Linked DNA regions of Mus musculus: region 1 is linked to region 2. The links are chromatin contacts, found by Hi-C or POLR2A ChIA-PET in ENCODE. All regions are on one chromosome and are shown on one strand. The core of a region is the stretch at or near the end of the contact, and the rest is flanking DNA. Distances in the headings are between cores, read along the strand shown.

The links. A loop is a pair of places that touch in the nucleus more often than their neighbours do. ChIA-PET counts read pairs that join two places held with the same protein, here RNA polymerase II (POLR2A).
Region 1: a map of gastrocnemius shows a loop between it and region 2 (2.2-fold over the local background). The contact joins the promoter of A630066F11Rik here to the enhancer-like site in region 2. A Hi-C loop is called at or near these places in 2 of 37 maps with a recorded cell type or tissue (both gastrocnemius). POLR2A ChIA-PET finds 5 or more read pairs at or near these places in 5 of 5 experiments (Patski and embryonic stem cell).

What each region holds. Positions count from the first base shown.
Region 1 is chr10:7,660,211-7,665,543 of GRCm38, reverse strand. A630066F11Rik (RIKEN cDNA A630066F11 gene) reads right to left here and starts at 2,173. Exons shown (of 1, transcript NR_030698.1): 1 at 921-2,173. Pcmt1 (protein-L-isoaspartate (D-aspartate) O-methyltransferase 1) reads left to right here and starts at 1,936. Exons shown (of 8, transcript NM_001347228.2): 1 at 1,936-2,469. The coding sequence starts at 2,241.
Region 2 is chr10:7,621,802-7,626,934 of GRCm38, reverse strand. Lrp11 (low density lipoprotein receptor-related protein 11) reads right to left here. Exons shown (of 7, transcript NM_172784.4): 7 at 2,167-3,305. The coding sequence ends at 3,151. Among named protein-coding and RNA genes, the nearest start is that of Gm16254, 16 kb to the right of the region's middle. Within about 2 kb of position 2,881, at least 1 of the 3 ENCODE cell types and tissues checked has a DNase peak (open chromatin) inside an H3K27ac peak, as active enhancers do; it is gastrocnemius, where a contact is called at or near this core.

The DNA of each region.
Region 1 (5,333 bases), core at 924-3,423, 39 kb before region 2:
GTCAGCCACCACGTGGGTGCTGGGAATTGAACCCAGTATCCTCTGGAAGAGCAATCAATGCTCTCTACTGCTGACCCATCTCTCCAGGCCGTTCGGCTTTTTTTCTTGCTTTGTCAACCTGGTGAGTTCATTTAGACACATAATTAACAATGAGTTTGCTGAGAACTGTGTCACTCGGCAACTTCCCATTCCTACGGTATGTCTGTGCTCTTGGTAACTCCTATGATATTCCTCCACTCCTATTTTGCATAATCTTGTCCACCCTTCAAGGCTCAGTACCCATGTGTACCTTTTCCTGATGGCTGCAGTCTGCGTTGTTCTAGCTAAACCCAGTAGCACTACTATCTAGGTCATTAATGGCACTCACAGTTATTTATTTTTTCTTTTTTTTTCTGCTGTTTGTTGTTAATGGTGTGCAAGAGGGAACCTAAGATCTTCCACTAGTTAGGCAAGACCTCTGCCACACCCCAGCCCAGTGGTGTTCTAATCAGATTTCCATGACTAGGATGTAAGTTCTACAATACAAGAGGAAAGACTTATCAGTATTGCTATTCTCCTTTATATTATAGGAGTTCCAAACTGTGTTGGCTGTTTCTTTAAAAGGAGTCATGATGTGAGAGTTATTAGATTATAAAGAGCTTGAGGGTTTGTTTTTTTTGTGTGTGTGTGTGTGTGTTTCGAGACAGTGTTTCTCTGTGTAGTCCTGGCTGTCCTGGAACTCACTCTGTAGACCAGGCTGGCCTCGAACTCAGAAATCTGCCTGCCTCTGCCTCCTACGTGTGCCACCATGCCTGCCCCCCCCTTTTTTTTTTGAGCTTGAGGATTTTTGTTTTGTTTCGTTTTCCAGCAGCAAGACTGTTACCCAACCTGGCTATTTCTTTTCCCCATACAAAATGCCAGTCACCGAAATGATAGGTTTTGCAAGATAGAATTTATGAGGTGACCAATCATTTGAAAATGGAGAAAACAAGGTCATCTCTGGACCACTTCACCTAAGCTGAGGTTGAGTGATATTTATGGACTGAGGAGCAGGAAAAGGTATTTGGATTAAACTCATCAGATGTAAACATCATGACCCATACAGAAAAGCAGTCAGATGAAAGTACCTAAGCACAAGGAGATTCTAATGAACTTTTACACTCAGACTAGAAGAGCAGGTGGTACTGGGTAGGAAAAAAACGGACGGTCTAAAACTCATCGCTTTACTCTTAATGTTGAACAACACTGACATTTATAGTTAGTTACAGGAGTCATGAAAATAGGTGATAGACATTTCAGGTTGGATGCAGGTTGAGTGTTGCAACTGATGAAGTTTGGTAAGAACTGTAATTTGGAAATTGCTCCTGACATCACAGCACAGCATAGGTGTCTTATCTTCGTTTCCTTCCTGAAAGTTTACTGGAGTCATGGCTGTGTCTCAGTTCAAGTTAGCACACGTTGGATGCGGCAGACAGTGTTTCCTGTCAATTCTTAGAATGTTGCAGAGATGAAAGCAGTAAAATTGGTGTCCAGTCTAAGGATGGAATTTGTGAGCTTAAGCTGAAACTCATACTTGGGTAGGAAGAATAACACTTCCACCACAGGGTACTGAGCTTATTTTGTAACCAATTATAGCTCTCGGCTACTTTTGCTCTTAACCAGGGAAGCATCCCTACCCCCAATTCCATGTCACGGTATTCTTCCACCTTGAATTTATGCCTTCAGAGCTGAAAACAAACCAGAGCCTCTGCTTCATCAGGACCGTGCTGAGACATAGGCTAGTGGACTTCGTACCTGAGAGGCCCTTTGCCCTTGGGCTCTGTTAAAATGATTATTTTGGCCCCATCCAGAAGCCTTAGGTTAGTGCACCGGGTTGGACGAGGCAAGACGGAGTCAGCACACCATCTAGCAATCTAGACAGCCATAGGAGCAGACCGGCCGCTCGCAACAGCTGACGGAGTGGCGATTGCGGAGCCCAAGAAGGCGGCACACGTCGGACCCGCCATCCCGCATCAGCCAGAGCCGCGGCTAGGAAGGAGCCTCATCACGCAGAACACCAGCTCGCCGGCCGCAGGACGGAGGCAGGTGCAGGCCTCAGGAAGGGGAACTGAGCAGCGTTCGTTTGTGCGACCTCGCTGCGGCCACCGAGCACTGGTTATCGCCCCCGCTCGCTACTGGGCTCCAGGACTCCCCCGCCGCGGGCCCCGCCTGGCCGCACCCCGGACTGCGCGGCGTCACAGAGCGCATGCGTGCCGCGGGGGATGCCGGGAGCGCGCATTGGCGGCAGTGGCAGCGACGGCAGTAACAGCGGCCGCTCGAGCGGGGACACCAGCGGGGCGGTGACCGTGTGGGAGGTGGTCTCACTCTTGGGGAAACTGCTAGGGACCGTCGCCGCGCTGAAGGTGGTTCTGTACCTGCTCCGGGTGTGCTTCGCGATGGCCTGGAAATCCGGCGGCGCCAGCCACTCGGAGCTAATCCACAACCTCCGCAGTAAGTGCCACCCCCGCCCGGCGTGGGCCAGGGAGCAGGGCCGGGCCTGGACGCTGTCCCCCCCTGACAATCCGGAACGTTCGGTCTGCACCCCTGCGCCTGCTGGAGGGCGTCGCAGCGCGGTTGCACCGGGAGTTCGGAACGCCGTGCGTTTTTGCAGTCTCCTCTCCCGGGACCTGTCACTCGGCGATGTGGATGGGAAGAGGGTAGTAGCCAAGAGGGAGCTGCTGCGGGTGGGACACGGGCAGTTGCCTCCTCGCAGGCTGCGGGGGACTGGGTGCGGCACAGGTGGCGGGGCTGTTGCTGGAGTCTGCGGTCCCACTAGCGAGGGGCGTGACTTCAGGGTGGGGAAGTGCAGGCTTGTTTCTGGTGACTGGACTAGCACCGAGGGGACACCACCTTCGGCCTACGGGTTCTCTCACTGTTCTCGGTTGATTCCCTGCAAGCTTTCTGTTTTCTGCCTCCCCCGCCCTCTGTTTTTTCCTTTGGAGGGAGATGCTGCTGTCTGATAGCAAGGGGAGGGGAGAGGAGGTTCCGACTATTGCGGTTGCTGGGAGCAGTTTCTCAGGTTGCTGTCCAAAGTATAGGCCCTTGGGGGGGGGGGGGCGGCGGGGGAGCGAGGGATTGTCAGAGCATGCTGCTCCTAAGAGACTTTGTTTGGAGTCTTTGAATCCAGCAGACCATTGTGTGTATAAAATGTTCCAACTTTTTTTTTCAAGAGTGTTCATTGGCTTTTAAAAGCGCGTTTGAAAAGTTTTTTGTTTTGTTTTTGTTTTTTTTTTTGTTTTTGTTTTTTTTTTTTTGTTTTTTTAAAGAATAGCATTTTCTGTAGTCACTGTATTGCTTCCTTTGATGATAGTTTCAGGATAGAATGAATGCTGTGTCACTTTCCTTTCTAAATTGAAATAGTGTTGTTGTCTGGCTCAGAGACCAAGAAGAGCTGCAAGTTCATAACCTCACCCTGATCAGAATTCACAGCTTCTTTTGCCACCAATTTTCAAAAATAATCATAGTCTGCTGGGTGATGTTTTTAATTTTCTTGCGACTTTTCTTTTCTCTTCTTCTTTTTCTTTTTCTTTTTTTTTTTTAAGCCTTTGAGGTATTTATCTTACTTCTCAACTCTATTCATAATCACCGTGAGGGCTGGAACGCTAAACAATGGAATTTTCTCAAAGAATCAATAGTCATCCCCACCCCCACCCCCACCCCCACCCCTCCCAGGAATGCCAATCCCCTTTGCATTAAATGCTGAGATCTATGTAAGGTACAAAAAAGTGAATGAGAGCCGGGTTTGGTGGCGCACTCCTTTAATCCCAGCACTCAGGAGGCAGAGGCAGGCGGATTTCTGAGTTTGAGGCCAGCCTGGTCTACAAAGTGAGTTCCAGGACAGCCAGGGCTATAAAGAGAAACCCTGTCTAGAAAAACAAAAACAAAAACAAAACAAAAAAAAAAGTGAATGAGAGAAATAAGTAGGACATTTGGTACTTAATATTAATCATCACATTTTAAGAATCATAGTTAAATAGACATTAGATGTTAATGAAAGGCAATGAAGTATGTTTAGATAGCTAAATGTTATCAAACTTTGTCAACATTCTCTTTGTAGAAGTATATCTGAAAGCAAATAGATATTTAAACACTGAGGCAATAGTGTAAAGTGTTGTTTATGTTCTTGTGGCTTACACATAAGCCCAGGATTAAGAAATGTTCTATAAAATTTGATAACATGAGCTAAGTGCCTCCTATTGCAGCATAAAACATTCTGAACATGAATTTTGTGACTAGGTAATTTTCCCCCTAAGAGGTTATCACAGTAGACACTTGGCTGTGGTAGACATTTGTGATCTGTCAAGCTTTTAAAGTCTCTTTTGTAGCCAAATTTGTGGTAACCCAACACTAGATCTTTTCCAAGTGGTCTTATTTTTATTTATTTATTTATTTTTAGTTTTTGGTTTTTCTAGACAGGGTTTCTCTGTGTAGTCCTGGCTGTCCTGGAACTCACTTTGTAGACCAGGCTGGCCTCGAACTCAGAAATCCGCCTGCCTTTACCTCCTGAGTGCTGGGATCAAAGGCATGCGCCACCACGCCCGGCTTCCAAGTGGTTTTATAATCACTTTACTGTATTGTATTACTTAACTGAAACTTCTAAGGATACAAAAAATATTTAACATTTATGGATGGTAGATATTTAGTTTTATACTATACATATATAGTGTATGGTATAAACATATATATGTGTGTGTATATATATTTATACATATATATGTGTGTGTGTATATATATATATATATATATATATATATATATATATTGCATGGTAGATATTTAGTTTCATACTAAGTATATAATTCATTAGTAAGAGGAAATTAGAGAATTCAAGCTATTTAGCTTTCTTTAAAAATACTTGGACACTTCTGAAACTTTAAACTTGAGATAATTCTAACTAATCAGCTTATTTTTATTTGTATAGCATTTTATTTTTAAAATGGTATTTACCCATATGAAATTTGCACTTGGCACACAGTTTGAAAATACCTGCTTCTGCAGGGTAGTGGTGGTGCATGCCAGCACTGGGGAGCCAGAGTCAGGTAGGTCTCTGAGTCTGAGGCCAACTTGGCTTACAGAGCAAGTACCCAGGGCAGCCAGGGCTGTGCAGAAGAACCCTGTCTTGAAAAGCAAACAAACAAAATCGAGAAAGAAAATATCTGCTTCTTTCTTTCTTATATATTTTTCTAAAATTTTATTTTTAATTGTGTGGTATTTGAGTTTAAACCTCGTGTCTTAGACATGCCTCCAGAATGAAGGGCTTTTAATTGAAGTCTTAGAAATATGATCAAAAAAAAAAGAAAGAAAGAAAGAAAGAA
Region 2 (5,133 bases), core at 1,632-4,131:
AAATTAGGTTTTTGTTTTGTTCATACACAGGGTCTGTGTAATCCTTGTTAACCTGGATCTGCCTGCCTCTGCCTCCCAAGTGCTGGCTTTACTTCACCACCTGGTTAAAATTGCATTAAACAGGACTATACTTGGGATCTCAATGTTCCAATGCCACAAGGGGCTCTCTGACTTCAGCCCATTTCCGAGACACCTGCTGTGGATCTTAACTTTATTTCTGCAATCTTTGGTTTCCTGCTTTGCCAAGGACTCTTAACAGCATGTAGCCCCAGAAGTCACTGTGACTTTCTCTCTTTTTTGCACAGTGTCAGAAAAGAGACTGTGTCAGAAAAGTCACTGTGACTTTCTCTCTTTTCTTACCCACCTAGGGTAAGAGCTAGGAGAATAAAGCCACAGGCAAGACGTTTGAAGCCAGTTAAGCCAGTGTCATGAGGCCGCTTGGGAAGAAACCACTGTTTTCCCCTTGGTAGAGCAGGTCTTTGTGAGAAGTCCTCACTGAGGTTTAAACAATCTGAAGCTGTACAAAACTTGGGGTCCAGAAGCATAAAGGCTGTTGTGCTAGGAAGTGGTAACACCTAACCAGAAATGGGGCCTAGACATGAAGAGGTGAGGGGTGACAAGTTACAACCCCCTGTAGTCTCAGCAGCTCAGGGTCAAGGCTTATATTAAGAGTGCCCCTGGGGTGACTCTGAAGGAATTCATGAAGGGAAAGACTCCATCTGTGAGATGTTTACATGAGCAATCCAGTCAAAGCCTCCAACAGATAGACTGCCTTGGACAGCCATCTTGTTTGGATTGAGGGAAAACTACAGGAAAAGAGCAAAATCAGCAAGTTGATGTGACAAAAGAGCAAGGGGGACAGACAACTTCTCAGTCATTACAAGAAAGAGAGGGGGAAAGTTCCTACCAAAGAGACTATATCTCGGAAGTAAATGACAATCAAATATGGAAGGTGGGGTACCTTGTCTAAGAACCAAGCTTCTGGGTAGGCCTTAGGGAAAGGCTGTGATGCAGCTTGTTAAAGAGGTAAAGTGTCCTTTATTTTTATTTATTTTTTTAAGATTTTATTATTATATCTAAGTACACTGTAGCTGTCTTCAGATGAACCAGAAGACGGCGTCAAATCTCATTACAGATGGTTGTGAGCCACCATGCGGTTGCTGGGATTTGAACTCAGAACCTCTGGAAGAGCAGTCAGTGCTCTTACCCGCTGAGCCACCTCTCCAGCCCCAATGTGCCCTAAGTCACTGACAAGACGACTCTTAGAGGCCTTGTCCAGCTGGAGATAAGGAGCACCAAGTAGGGCCTGATCTCCAGCAGACTTCATGTGGCTTGGGGTGACTCACTTTCCTACAACCCTCAGGGTCCATTTGTGAAAACAGAGTTGGCATGACTAAATCCAAATACTAGAGTTTGGGCACATTTAGTAATCTATAATTTATAAGAAAGAATTTTTTTTAAAGGCATAAGAATAAAATAGTTTATTAAAGGACTGGTACATACAAGGCATCTTTTCTCAAGTACTTCAAAACAATAGCAATACTAGATTGTAGATAACTTCTTTGTATATAAAAGATGTGCAGAAAGAAACATGCCTTATCAGTTTCTATTTACTGGGTATGGCTATAGGTGACCTCTATGAAAATGAGCCGCACAGCATCACAGAGTGTAGGTAAGTTCACTCAACATTCATCTCTCAGACTGCTACTGTAACATTTACACCATTGATTAGCTCTAAATAGTCAGTAAGAGGCTGGAGTTAGAGTCTCAAGAGACAAAAGCAAACATTTGTTTTTCTAGAACTACCCTTTGATTAATACATTTCAATAGGTTATATTCCCTCACCAAAATCAAACCCCTTGTTAAAGGAACCACCTACTTTATATTGAGTCTAAACTAATGAGACTACAGTGGTTTTTAGTGTTTTGTAACGTTTGCCACTCAGGGTAAAGAACTAGGAACATCATGATTATAAACAGGCACCACACTGCAGTCCCCTCAGAGTAGCCTCTAGAGTATACAACCTGGCACTAAGTGGTGATGGGAAGGTCTGCCTTTACTGTCTACAAACTTAAAGGTGTTAAGCTGGATGCCAGTTTCCTGCAAAGGGGAACTTGTGCAAAAGTGCTTTCTGCTCTGGAAATACATCCTGACATTAGCTGATTGTACATTATAACATTTTAATAACATAAAGAACAGTGAGGGCTGGGGTGTAGATCAGTGGTAGAGCACTTATCTAGCCCAACCAGGCTCCTGGGTCCCACCTCCAGCCCTGCAAGACACACGAAGGGAAGCATCAGGACCCATTCCATTGAAAAGCCTGTGATACCTGGACATGGCAACATGTTTACAAACACCCAGACATCACCTTTTGGATTGATAATTCGCACGTTTTTTCATCAGAAAGGCTCATGTTGAAAACCAGTGCACATGTAAAGCAGCCACACCGCTCCATTCCATGAAGCAGCATTGAGTAGATTGTCCTTACGAATCCCACGGCTGGGGTTCTATTTGCTTTTGCCTGCCAGGTCCCTCTCCTCTGCTGCCAGCTTGTTCTCATTTCATAACCACCTACAGTTGCCCCTAGCCAAAAGGGATTCTTCTAAGGTCAGCCAGGTGTGGCAGCTACCACCTTGGCCTGGTCAGAAGCATAGGGTGGGGCTGGGTGGAGAACCTATATTCCTCCCCTGTGGGACATCACTGATCTAATCAGCATGCTTATAACATCCAGACAGACCTGCCATTGGTAACATCTCACTGAGGGTAAATTCACTTAAGATCCTTTTTCAGAGGTATTTAGCAGAGGAAAAGAAAGTGTAGCTCATGAGAACTCAGTGGAGAGAAGAGAGCCAGAAGATAAGAAAGCTGATAGGGGCCAGCAGTTGGCACCTCACAAATAAAAGGCAGGACTTCCATCTGTCACCTTGTCACATGCTGACTTTCTGTCTCAGCAAACAAGCTTCAGTCTTATGAATTCCTCTCTACCTTTGAAGACATTGTACATCCCAGGGAAATTATTTCATGATAAGTCAAGGCTTGTGTTTGCACTGTCTTCTAGCACAGTTTAAAACAAAACATCTTAATGATAGAACCCAAAGAACAGATTGTGAGTGATAGCCATCCTTGCCCCGAGCTGCTTAAATAGCGTTGTTACAGATACATCCCATTGATGAGGTAGTCCGATTCCTCAGATGTAATGGGCCGGGCTTTCTTGAGTTTCTGCTTCACCAGTCGGAGTCGGCATGTCACCATGAGAAGCAACAAAACAGTGATGGCCAGACCTAATGCCAGAGGTAGCACCGCACCTGTGCAAGGTTTGGAAAAAAAAAAAAGTGACAGTAAGTGATTGGCAACAGTGATTGCTACTGGCTACTATGTGATACTTGGCATGCATTAATTTACCCTGTCTGAATAGCTCCAGTTGATGCTAGTTTTACTGTTGCTTTTTGACAAAGGCACAGGGAGGTTAATTCCCCTGCATAGGTCAAGTCTTAAACCAAATTCTTTACAAATTGTTCTTACAATTTTTTTTTTCTTTACAAAATTGGCATCAGGAGTAGAGCCACTGCAGTGACATCATCCTTATCTCCAACTATAGTAGAGACTGTGACCATGAGAAATGTTTTCATTATCGTCATACATGACAGTTATGGCCAGACATGATCATCTTCTCATTAGCTGTAGTCTAACTCCTGATTTCTGGTTCTGGTAGAGCTTAAGATATTCACTTCCAGGGTATCATAGATGGCTCAATAGTTAAGAGCACTTATCTCTCTTCCAGAGGACCCAGCTTCAACTCCCAGCATGCACTTGGCAGCTCACAACCATCTGTAACTCTAGTTCCAGGGATCTGATGCCCTCTTTTGGCCTCCACAGGCACCAGGCGCTTGTGTGGTACCCCATATACATACAATTAACTTTTAACTTTTTTTTTTTTAATCTAGGGATCCTACTATCCCCCAGTAGACCATTTATTGAAAACTAACCTTAAATATGCTGGGATATTTGGTCAGCCCTAAAACCAGAGGCATATAGGCAACACTAAACAGACTAAGCAGATTGTATTTATGCAAGGTGTGCGTGCGTGTGTGTGTGTGTGTGTGTGTGTGTGTGTGTAAAACAATAATAAAAAGAGTCCATGAACTTTCCAGGGTTAGGGGAAGCATTTGAGAAAGGGGAGGTAGGGACTAATGTAATTATATTCTAATTAAAACTGAAAGTGTAAAGATCTGCTGGTGTAACTTTGGTTTCCCATGGGGCTGGTCCTAGGTGTCAGACCAGAATAGCCTGCAGTCTTGCAGAGTCTTGAAGGGGCATGGTAGATCTGTCTCCAGTCAGGCTCAGCAGCAGCTTCTATTCTTAGTCCCCTCCACACTTGAGTAGGGCCAGGTTGTGATGACATGGTGACACTATTTTTAGTTGCACCTTCTTGCAACTGGGCAAACTAGAGGAGCCAACATATCCGCGTGCAGTTCGATTCTGAAACATTTCATTTTGCTTATTTATTCTGTGCTCATTGATAGCTTTCCATGTGCCAGACACTGGCCTAAGTGCTACCAATCAAAGATAAACATTTTTTTTAATTGTTGCTCACAAAAATACCCAGCCCCAAGGATATACTAAGTGCTAGCTTTATAGCTGAAGTAACTCAACCACATGAGCTGGTACTAATGTTGTGCCCACATTACACACAATGAAAACTGAGGCATCTAATTCCGTGTCACCTGTGGTCTAGTCCCTACAGTGCTGATTTCCCTATCAGGGATGTGAGAACATATCTGAGTAACTTAAATCTGAGTAGACAGACATTTAGTAGAAAGACTACAGTGTAATACTGTTACAACAACAGAGTCGTGTCTGCCTGTAGGGAAGGAAGACTTTGCCCGAGTGACTTGGGTCTTAAGTTTGTTACATGTGTTTGTTCTTGAATACATGTGTATACTTTGGAGCATTTTCTGATTAACCTGCCTATAGGACTGTAGTTCTCAAATTTCCTAATGTTGAAGCCCTTTAGTACAGGTCTGGGTATCTGCATGTGGGCGGACCTGCCTGTGGTCTCACATATTTCCGATGGCCTTAGGTGACTCTTTCATTCAACCCCAAAAGGGTTGTGACCCACAGGTTGAGAAACCA